Regions from separate parts of the Homo sapiens genome. Here region 1 is linked to region 2. Evidence: read pairs that join two places in POLR2A ChIA-PET (ENCODE). Cell type or tissue: K562. All regions are shown on one strand. Links, peaks and the distances in the headings refer to the core of each region. The heading gives the core; the rest is flanking DNA. Region 1 overlaps LMNB2 (lamin B2). Region 2 has its middle 28 kb from the start of GADD45B.

Region 1 (5,370 bases), core at 91-5,090, 51 kb after region 2:
GAATCCAGAAGAGATTGGTGACTGGGGTGGGAATTAGGCCCCTCATCTCTCACCAGGCCCAGGGTGGGTAGGGGGCCGAGGGAGAGGTTCTGATACCTTGGGGTCCCACGGGAAATTTGGGAGTCCCTTATTTGTGCCCTGGTGTCAGCGGTGGTCTGGCAGGTTCTGCCCCCAAGAGAATATGAAGGAAGGGTGAGAGTTGGGATCTTGGGTCCGGTGGAAAGTGTTGAGGTTCTGAATGGGCCCCGAGGCTTCAGTGCAGACTGAAGGAGAAGAGGCGGGAAAGTCTGCCCACCAAGGGGACATGAGGTCGGGGTGTCTTGGGGTCTGGGTGCAATCTGTCCTGCCCCCCAACCTAACCCTGGGGAGGCTCTTTGTCCCTCCCACTGGCCATGCCCAATCCAAGGACAGGACTCCAGAACGGGGGGCAGGCAGGAGCACCCACTTGATTCCTGCCATGGGTTGGGGTCCTGGGGTCCCTAGGCCCCAGTGTCCTGTTGGGAGAGCTGGGTGCCGAAGTCGGGATTTGCAGCGCCCAGTCCCCACTCGCCCATCTGGAGATCAGAGGACGTGGTGGGCTTCTGGGAGAAGAGCTGCTTGTTGAGGGGGTCGGGTCATTTCTGGGAGCCACTTACCCTCTGTGTGACCTTGGGCTAGTCGCTTACCCTCTCTGGGTCTCAGTGCCCTCGCCTTTGGAATGGGTGTAATTATAATACCCACCTCTTACTTGTGTGTGGGGCCACAGCAGGTTAACTTTTGTTCAGTAGCTCCCTGTGGGTTGTTTTCACAGTGCCCTGGGGACAGGGAACCTGAAAGAATGTAGCTGGTGCCTTCAGGGAGGTAGAAGGAAGATCAGTGCTTGGTGGGATCCCCTGCTTTTCTTTCTTTTTTTTTTTTTTTTTTTTTGAGATAGAGTCTCGCTCCGTCGTCCAGGCTGGAGTGCAGTGGCGCGATCTTAGCTCCCCGCACCCTCTGCCTCCCGGGTTCAAGTGATTCTCCTGCCCCCGTCTCCCGAGTAGCTGGGATTACAGGTGTTCACCACCATGCCCGGCTCATTTTTGTATTTTTAGTAGAGACAGAGTTTGGCCTTGTTGGTCAGGCTGGTCTCAAACTCCTGGCCTCAGGTGATCTGCCTGCCTCGGCCTCCCAAAGTACTGGGATTACAGGTGTGAGCCGCCGTGCCTGGCCAGTCCCCTGCTTTTCAATTAGTGTGGCTTTGGGCAGGCCCCTGTGTCTCTTGGAGCCTCCATCTTGCCATCTGTCCAGTGCGGAGTTGTCCCAACTTAGAGGCCGCCTGCTGGACCCGTGGCGTGCAGGGTTAGAGCTGGTTTCTTGTCTTTGGGCCTCTGTTATCCCACCTGCCAATGGGACGAACAGCTGCAGGGAGCTTTGAGGGTGCAGGGCCTGGTGAGTGCTGGGGAGGTACCAGCCCCAGCCCCACTGGACGCCCCATTGGACCGGCCCTGTGCCCTAGAGGGAGCCTGGCCCAGCCACCTCTCGGGGCCGCAGCAGCATCCTTTACAACTCAGTTCACTCAGGCTGGGTGAAATGCGGGTCTGACTCCAGTGAAGGCAGCCATTTAGCAGGTGACACACTGGCCCCTCCGTGAGCCCTGTCACCCAGCCGTGTCTGCAGGGCATGTGGCAGGGGACAGCTGGGAGTTCCGCCTGCGACTAGTGGGCCAGGAACCCGGCTAGTGGGGAGCAGAGTTGGAAGCCTGCTGGGGTGGGGGCCGCTGGTGGGGGGACGTCATGTGGGCCCACATGGAGGGAGTGACCTGGAATAGCTGGGGGCCTTCTAGACACAGGTGGGCCACGTGGGGTTCAGAGAGCAGCCTCAGGCTCAGGCTGGCAGGATGGGGGCAGGGGAGGGAGCTCTGAACGAGGAGGGACCTGGGGTGTCAGGCCTAAGAGCATGCAGGTCACCTGGACAGCAGGGCCTCTCTCACCTGGCCAGCTTCTGCCCCCAGGGGACTCTTGGCCAAGGCTGGGCATGCCCTTGGTTGTCACATTGGGAGGGAGACGGCATCGGCACAGCGTGGGTGGAGGCTGGGTACTGCTCAGCGCCCCGAGAAGAGAATCACCTGGCCCCCACGAGGATGACGCAGCCCTCACGAGGATGACCCAGCCCCATGAGGATGACCCAGCCCCCACGAGGATGACCCAGCCCCCACGAGGATGACCCAGCCCCCATTAGGATGACCCAGCCCCCATTAGGATGACCCATCCCCCATTAGGATGACCCAGCCCCCATGAGGATGACGCAGCCCCCATGAGGATGACCCATCCCCCACGAGGATGACGCAGCCTCCATGAGGGTAACACGGCCCCCATGAGAATGGCCAGGCCGAGGAGCCTGCTGGGAGGCGTGAGGGACTCAGTTCAGATTTTTTCAGGCTCATAACACGACTCACAGCATCCTGGTGTGTGGCGGCCCCCGAGGTCCTCACACACGCCTTTCTCACTTCTTTTTTGAGATAGAGTCTCACTCTGTCGCCCAGGCTGGAGTGCAGTGGTGTGATCTCGGCTGACTGCAACCTCTGCCTCCCAGGTTCAAGCAATTCTCCTGCCTCACCCTCCTAAGTAGCTGGGATTACAGGCGTGTACCACCACACCCGGCTAATTTTTGTATTTTTAGTAGAGATGGGATTTCACCATGTTGGCCAGGATGGTCTCTATCTCTTGACCTTGTGATCTGCCCGCCTCAGCTTTCCAAAATGCTGGGATTGCAGGTGTGAGCCAGTATGCCTGGCCTTTTTTTTTTTCTAGACAGAGTCTCTCTCTGTCGCCCAGGCTGGTGTGCAGTGGCGTGATCTTGGCTCACTGCAACCTCTACCTCCTGGGTTCAAGGGCTTCTCGTGCCTCAGCCTTCTGAGTAGCTGGGATTACAGGCGCCCACCACCATGCCCGGCTAACTTGCTCACTTCTTTCCTGCCCGCAGGAGTTCACCCTTGCACACTCGTACAAAACCAGGCCAAGCATGGGTTCCACATTCCCATGTGACACTAGGGGGTGTCTTTTGGCGGTGTGGATGAATCGCCATATACAAGCATCGTTGGAGGGCTTGGGAAAGGGTGGGGTGGGGGCTGGCCAGATGGGTATTTGTTGAAGGAGGATCACTGAGTGCTGGGGGCGGGGGCAGGTGCAGGGAGGCCGCGCTGTGGCCCGTGTCCAGGCGCGGGAGAGGCAGGTACTCCAGGTACTTCCCTGCCAGGCCTTACGTTCCCGAGGGAGGAGACCTGGCTTCGGCATCTTCTGTCTTCCCCTGCCCCGGTGTCCCCTGGCTGCTCAGGGCTGCTGGAGGGGGTCTCGGAGGCGGCCCAGGCGAGCGTGGAGGATGGAGTCCACTTTGGAAGTGACCCCAAGCCGGTGTTTGCATTTTCTGCACAGGGCTGTAGTTCTTAGCCGGGCCATTTTGTCCCACCGTGGCCTCCTCCAGCCGAGTTATGCTGCTCTGTGTGTCCGAGGGGTCCCAGGCAAAGGCCATCTCAGGCTATCTGAGCCCTGCCAGGCCCACATGTGTGGACACACTTGTTGACTTCCCTCAAGCCTAGCACTTGCTAGATGCCGTGAAAGATGAAAGAAAAGGCCCAGCCTGTCCCCAGCCCTTTGCAGCGCCTCACAAGCACAAGGAGGCCGTCCTGCCCCGGCACACCCGTTCCGCAGGCTCAAAGGGTCTTTGTGAGGTGCCCCAGCCTCTAGAACTTTCCTCATCATCACAGCACGGCAGACCAGGCATGGTCAGCAGACTTTTTCTAAAAAAGGCCAGACTGTCTGCATCTGAACCACTCAGCTCTGCCATAGGATGAAAGCTGCCTTAGCCCATAGGTGAATAAGTGGGTGCTGCTATGTGTCAATAAAACTTTATTTATACACATGGAACTGTGAAGTGCATAGAATCTGCCTGTGTCACAAAGTCTCTTCATCTTCCCCCCTGGCCTTTATCGTTTTTGTTTTTGAGACAGTCTCGTTTTCCAGGCTGGAATGCAGTGGCACAATCTCCGCTCACTTCAACCTCTGCCTCCCGGATTCAGGCGATGAAGCGATTCTTGTGCCTCAGCCTCCCCAGTAGCTGGGATCACAGGTTTGCACTGCCACGCCCAGCTAATTTTTGTATTTTTAGCAGAGATGGGGTTTCACCATGCTGGTCAGGCTGGTCTCGAACTCCTGACCTCAGGGGATCTGCCAGCCTCTGCCTCCCAAAGTGCTGGGATTATAGGCATGAGCCACCTCTCCTGGCTACCCCTAGCCATTTAAAAATGTAAAAACCGTCTGGGCGCAGTGGCTCACACCTATAATCCCAGCACTTTGGGAGGCCGAGGTGGGCGGATCACGAGGTCAGGAGATTGAAACCAGCCTGGCCAACATGGTGAAGCCCCGTCTCTACTAAAAATACAAAAATTAGCTGGGCGTGGTGGTGCACGGCTATAGTCCCAGTTACTTGGGAGGCAGGAGAATCGCTTGAACCCGGGAAGCAGAGGTTGCTGTGAGCTCAGATCATGCCACTGCACTCCAGCCTGGGCAACAGAGTCTTGCCCTGTGCTCGCCCAGGCTGGAATGCAATGGTGCAATTTTTGTGTTTTTAGTAGAGATGGGGTTTCACCATGTTGACCAGACTGGTCTTAAATTCCTGACCTCAGGTGATCTGCCCGCCTCAGCCTCCCATCATCTTATGCCAGGTGCGGTGGCTCATGCCTGTAATCCCAGCACTTTGGAAGGCTGAGGCAGGCTGATCCTCCTGCCTCAGCCTCCCAAAGTTGTAGGACTGCAGCTGTGAGCCACTGCTCCCAGCAACATCCATCATGTATTCAGACTTCCTCAGTTTCCCCGATGTCCTTTCCTGCCCCAAGACCCCATCCACTATCTCACGTGACATTTAGTGACTACGTCACTGTCTCCCAGGCTCCTCCAGGCTGATAGTTTCCCCCACGTTCCTGGTTAGAGGTTCTGGTTGGTCCTGAGCGGGCTGGGCAGGTGTGCAGTAGGATGTTCCTCAATGGGGGTTTGTGTGTTGTTTTGCTCATCGTCACGCTGGGGCGATGGGATGAGTAATGTTTTAATGGAATATATATATATATGTGTATATATATATGTATATGTATATGTATTTTATTTTCTTTTTTTTGAGACGGAGTTTCACTCTGTTGCCCAGGCTGGAGTGCAGTGGCGTGATCTTGGCTCACCACAACCTCCGCCTCCCTGGTTCAAGCGATTCTCCTGCCTCAGCCTCCTGGGTAGCTGGGATTACAGGCATACACCACCATGCCCGGCTAATTCTGTATTTTTAGTAGAGACAGGGTTTCTCCATGTTGGTCAGGCTGGTCTCGAACTCCTGACCTCAGGTGATCCAACTGCCTTGGCCTCCCGAAGT
Region 2 (5,370 bases), core at 129-5,128:
AATTTTGTATTTTTAGGAAAGACGGGATTTCGCCATGTTGGTCAGGCTGGTCTCGAACTCCTGACCTCAGGTGATCCGCCTTCCTCAGCCTCCCAAAGTGCTGGGATTACAGGCATTAGCCACCGTACCCAGCCTACATATTAATTTCTGTACACACACTTGGATGTGTGTGTGCATTCCAGCATATGTGTGTGTACCGGTCCCTAGAATTATGAGACATTTTTATTCCCTCATATGTAAAATGCCTATTCATACTTTTTGTTTCTTTTCTTTTCTTTTTTTTTTTTTTTTCTTTTTTGAGACAGGGCCTGCTGGCTCTGTCGCCCGGGCTGGAGTCCAGTGGTGCTATCATAGCTCACTGCAGCCTTGATCTCCCAAATTCAAGCAGTCTTCCCACCTCAGCCTCCCAAGTAGCTGGGACTACATGGAAGCACCACCACACTCAGCTAATTTAAAAAAAAATTTTAAAGATGAGTTCTTGCTGTGTTGCCCAGGCTGGTCTCCAATTCCTGGGCTCAGGTGATCCTCCTATCTTGGCCTCCTAAAGTGCTGGGATTACAGGTGTGTGCCACTGCACCCAGTCTGTTTATTTCCTAATTAAATCACTTGCGTATTTCTTTGGGATGAAAGACACTTTTTACGCAGGCTTGTTAATTCTGGTCTGTTACAAGTGTTGCAAATATTTTCTCCTAGACTATCATTTAGATTTTTATGTCTGGCACACAAAACTCATCAACATGTTCCTTTCTTGATTCTCTAGGTTTTGTGACATGCTTAGTTAGAAAACTGTTCCACAAACTAAGATTTAAAATGATACATCCTGGCTGGGCGCGGTGGCTCACGCCTGTAATCCCAGCACTTTGGGAGGCTGAGGAGGGTGGATCGCGAGGTCAGGAAATCGAGACCATCCTGGCTAACACGGTGAAACCCTGTTTCTACTGAAAATACAAAAAATTAGCTGAGTGTGGTGGTGGGCACCTGTAGTCCCAGCTACTCGGGAGGCTGAGGCAGGAGAATTGCTTGAACCCGGGAGGTGGAAGTTGCAGTGAGCTGAGATCCCGCCATTGCACTCCAGCCTGGGTGACAAGAGCAAGACTCTGTCTCAAAAGACAAAAATGTTGTACATACACAGCATGGAATATTATGCAGCCACAAAAAGGAACGGGATCATGTCCTTTGCAGGGACATGGATGGAGCTGGAAGCCGTTGTCCTCAGCAAACTAACACAGAACAGAAAATCAAACACCACATGTTCTCACTTATAAGTGGGAGCTGAATACTGAGAACACATGGACACAGGGAGGGGAACAACACACACTGGGGCCGCTGGGGGGTGAGGTGAGGGGGAAGGGAGGGAGGGCTCCAGGATAAAGAGCTGACGTACGTGGGGCTTTTTGTTTGTTTGAGACGGAGTCTCGCTCTGTCACCCAGGCTGGAGTGCAATGGTGCAATCTCAGCTCACTGCAACCTCTGCTTCCCAGGTTCAAGTGATTCTCCTGCCTCAGCCTCCTGAGTAGCTGGGATTACAGGCGTCCGCCACCACACCCAGCTAATTTTTGTATTTTTAGTAGAGACGGGGTTTCACCATGTGGGTCAGGCTGGTCTCGAACTCCTGACCTCGAGCAAGCCACCCACCTCGGCCTCCCAAAGTGCTGGGATTACAGGCATGAGCCGCCGCGCCCAGCAACATGTGGGGCTTAATACCTAGGTGACGGGTTGATTGCAGCAAACCACCATGGCACATGTTTACCTATGTAACAAACCTGCAGGCTTGGGAATTCTGATCTGTTATAGGTGTTGCAAATATTTTCTCCTAGACTATCATTTAGATCTGCACATGTATCCCAGACTTAAAATTAAATTATTTTAAATTAAAAAAAAAAAAAAGAATCCAACTCCTCGTCTTTCCCAGCGTCGAGGGGCTCACATCCCTCAGCTCGGGGCCCCTTCCTCCACCTTCGCAGCCAGGAGCGCAGCCTCTTCTAGTCTTTCTTATGAGGGACCCTGTGAGGACACTGGGGACTCCAGATCATCCAGGCTGCTCTCCCATCTCAGAGTCCTTCACTCAATCGCACCTGCAGAGTCTCTGTTGCCGTGGAAGGTGACATACCCCTGTGCTCCCGGAATTAGAACAAGGACATCTTTGCCGGCTGCTATTCAGCCAACCATAGCTTGGGCTCCCCAGAGGCAGAGCCTGAGACAGAAGGTTCATATGCTCTTGTTTTCTGGGGGAGTCCAGTCTGATCCTCCATACGAGAGGGAGAGACCAGGACAATGAAGCAGGGAGCGAGAGCAGGCCCATAAGAGGGTGTGTCACTGCCTCAGCCTTGGCTTAATATAGGCGCCCTCGACCCCGCAAGCTCACGGAGCCGGCGTCTCAGGGCCCGTAGGCGGGAGGAGGTTGACTCACCGGCTCCTCACTGGCCACAGGCTCACCTCTGCACTGACTGGTTGTGGCTGCCTGTGTGCAGGGGGGAGCTCAGGTGCAGAGCTCACACCTGAGTGACATCCGTCAACACCTGACGGAGCTAGCCCGTGAGTGGGTGAGGTCGAGGGGCTCTGCAGGGGAGCATAAGAGGGTCTCATACCAGGACCGGCCATGTAACGTGCAGGGCTCAGTAAAAAATGAAAACACAGGGCCCTTTTTCAAAAATGTTTAAGAATTTCAAGACAATGACAGCAGCATTAAACCAAGGGTGGGGCCCTTCCGACCACACAGCGCTTCTGATCATGGGGCCCTGGGTGACTCACAAGTCGCACACCCATGAAGTCGGCCCTGTCTCATACACCCACCAACATATTTTTCAGATATTCCAGAAGGGGTTTGCTTAAGCTATTAGGACAGAAAAAAAGTCACAACAGATTGAAGTCATTAAACATTTAAAGCCTTTACTGGCCGGGTACAGTGGTTCATGCCTGTAATCCCAGCACTTTGGGAGGCCAAGGTGGGTGGATCACCTGAGGTCAGGAGTTCGAGACCAGCCTAACCAACATGGCGAAACCCCGTCTCTACTAGAAGTACAAAATTAGCTGGACGTGGTGGCTCATGCCTGTGATCCCAGCTACTCAGGAGGCTAAGGCAGGAGAATCACTTGAACCTGGGAGGCAGAGATTGCAGTGAGATGAGATCGCATCATTGCAACAAGAGCAAAACTCCATCTCAAAATTAAAAAAAAAAAACAAAAAAACAAAACCTTACCCTTATAACATGCTCACTTCAGTAGCACATATTCAAAAAGTTGGAAGGATGCAAAGATTAGTATTGCCCCTGCGTAAGGATGACATGAAGCATTTCATATTTTTAAAAAAGAAATAATAATAATTAAAAATTGCCAGGCGGGTGGCTCACGCCTGTAATCCCAGCACTTTGGGAGGCCAAGGCGGGTGGATCACGAGGTCAGGAGATCGAGACCATCCTGGCTAACACGGTGAAACCCCGTCTTTACTAAAAAAAAGTACAAAAAATTCGCCAGGCGTGGTGGCGGGCACCTCTAGTCCCAGCTACTTGGGAGGCTGAGGCAGGAGAATGGCTTGAACCCGGGAGGCAGAGGTTGCAGTGAGCCGAGATGGAGCCGCTGTACTCTAGCCTGGGCAACAGAGCAAGACTCTGTCTCAAAAAAAAAAAAAAAATTAGAGATCTTGTCTGGATTATCCAGGTAGGCCCAATGTCATCACAGGGTCCTTGTAAGAGGGTGGCAGGAAGGTCAGTCAGAGAAGGAGACATAACAACAGAAACAAGAGGCTGGAGTGATGTGAAGTCACAAGCCGAGTTGTACGAATAACTCCTGAAATCTGGAATACACCGGGAAACAAGTGAAAGAAGCTGCAGCCTTCACAGCCTCCATGCTACGATCCCAACTAGAAAAGATTCCGCAAAAGGCAAAGCTATACATGAGTAAAAACATCAGTGGTGGCTCACGCCTGTTATCCCAGCACTTTGGGAGGCTGAGGCGGGTGGATCACCTGAGGTCGGGAGTTGGAGACCAGCCTGACCAACATGGAGAAACCCTGTCTCTACTGAAAATACAAAATTAGCTGGATGTGGTGGTGCAGGCCTGTAATCCCAGCTACTCGGGAGGCTGAGGCAGGAGAATCGCTCGAACCCGGGAGGCGGAGGTTGCAGTGAGCCCAGATGGCACTGCTGTACTCCAGCCTGGGTGACAGAATGAGACTCCATCAAAAAAAAAAAAAAAAAAAAAAAATCAGGGGTTACCCAGGTTGAAGGAAGCGGGGATAAGGGTGAATAGGTGGAGCACAGAGGATTTGGGGAGCAGTGAAATTACTGTATGTGACACTGTCATGGTGGATATGTAACCTCATGCATTGGGTAAAACCCACAGAACACAGACCTCCAAGGGTGACCCCTACTGTAAACTCTGGACTGGGCTGGGTACGATGCCGAATGCAGACACTCTGCCTCTGCAAAGCAAAGAAGGGTCCACGCCACAGATGCCACAGAGCGCAGACTGATGGAGGGAGGGCACGATGGCCTCCTCAACCAGGCCGGGGAAGCACACCCAAATTAAGTATACATTGCCTCCCAAATCCAAGGAGATGCATTTGACGTCGTGCCTTCTCTTTGGTCCTGGGAAGGGCCAGAGGCAACAATTTATCTTTCACTTGACGTCAAGCAAGAGAAGGATAATGAGTACCAACAGCCAGCCTCCACATTGCACACATTTTGTTTATAATAATTAGAAAATTTGTTTTCATGCTAAAGAAAGGGTAAAAGAGCCATTTACAGGCAGCAGAAGCATAGTGCTTATCTAAGCAGAGACTTTTATTTTTATTTATTTATTTTATTTATTTTTTTTGAGACAGAGTCTCACTCTGTCACCCAGGCTGGAGTGCAGTGGCGCAATCTCGGCTCACTGCAACCTCCGCCTCCTGGGTTCAAGTGATTCTCTTGCCTCAGCCTCCTGAGTAGCTGGGATTACAGGCGCTCGCCACCACTCCTGACTAATTTTTGTATTTTTAGTAGAGACGGGGTTTCAGTATGTTGCCCAGGCTGGTCTCAAACTCCTGACCTCAAGTGATCCACCCGCCTTGGCCTGCCAAAGTGCTGGAATTACAGGCGTGAGCCACCACGCCCCGCCTTAAGCAGAGACTTTAAACCTGTCCATCTGGACTTCTGTCTCTGACCCACTGCCAGCCTCAAATCCCTCCCACTGGGATCTCCCCTCTTCCAGAATCCTTGCCTGCTCTCCAGTTCCCAGCCCTTCTGGCCAGTCCACGTGATTCCCAGAAAGTCCTCCACAAGCAACGGCAGGGCTCTGGAGCCCAGGCAGCCAATGAGGCAGGCTCAGGGTTTATTCTGCGCCCTCCCACACCCTCTCCGACCCCCGCCAGGGATCCAAAGAAAAGAGAAAA

Evidence for each region. ChIA-PET counts read pairs that join two places held together with the same protein. Peaks named below come from ENCODE experiments on the same cell type or tissue, not always from the same donor. Only the 100,000 strongest peaks of a DNase experiment are listed, where the experiment ranks them.
Region 1: POLR2A ChIA-PET joins it to region 2 with 6 read pairs; 9 of 35 experiments call an interaction of 5 or more read pairs at or near these places.

Annotation. Positions count from the first base shown.
Region 1 is chr19:2,449,829-2,455,198 of GRCh38, reverse strand. All of the region lies in intron 1 of LMNB2 (lamin B2), which reads left to right. Among named protein-coding and RNA genes, the nearest start is that of LMNB2, 4.4 kb to the left of the region's middle. RefSeq lists enhancers at 1-220, 221-931, 988-1,602, 1,603-2,217. In K562, for the core only: no CTCF peak of the experiment used is centred there; no DNase peak of the experiment used is centred there.
Region 2 is chr19:2,500,980-2,506,349 of GRCh38, reverse strand. It overlaps the pseudogene RNU6-993P. Among named protein-coding and RNA genes, the nearest start is that of GADD45B, 28 kb to the right of the region's middle. In K562, for the core only: no CTCF peak of the experiment used is centred there; DNase peaks (open chromatin) are centred at 2,369 and 2,740; H3K27me3 peaks cover 567 bases.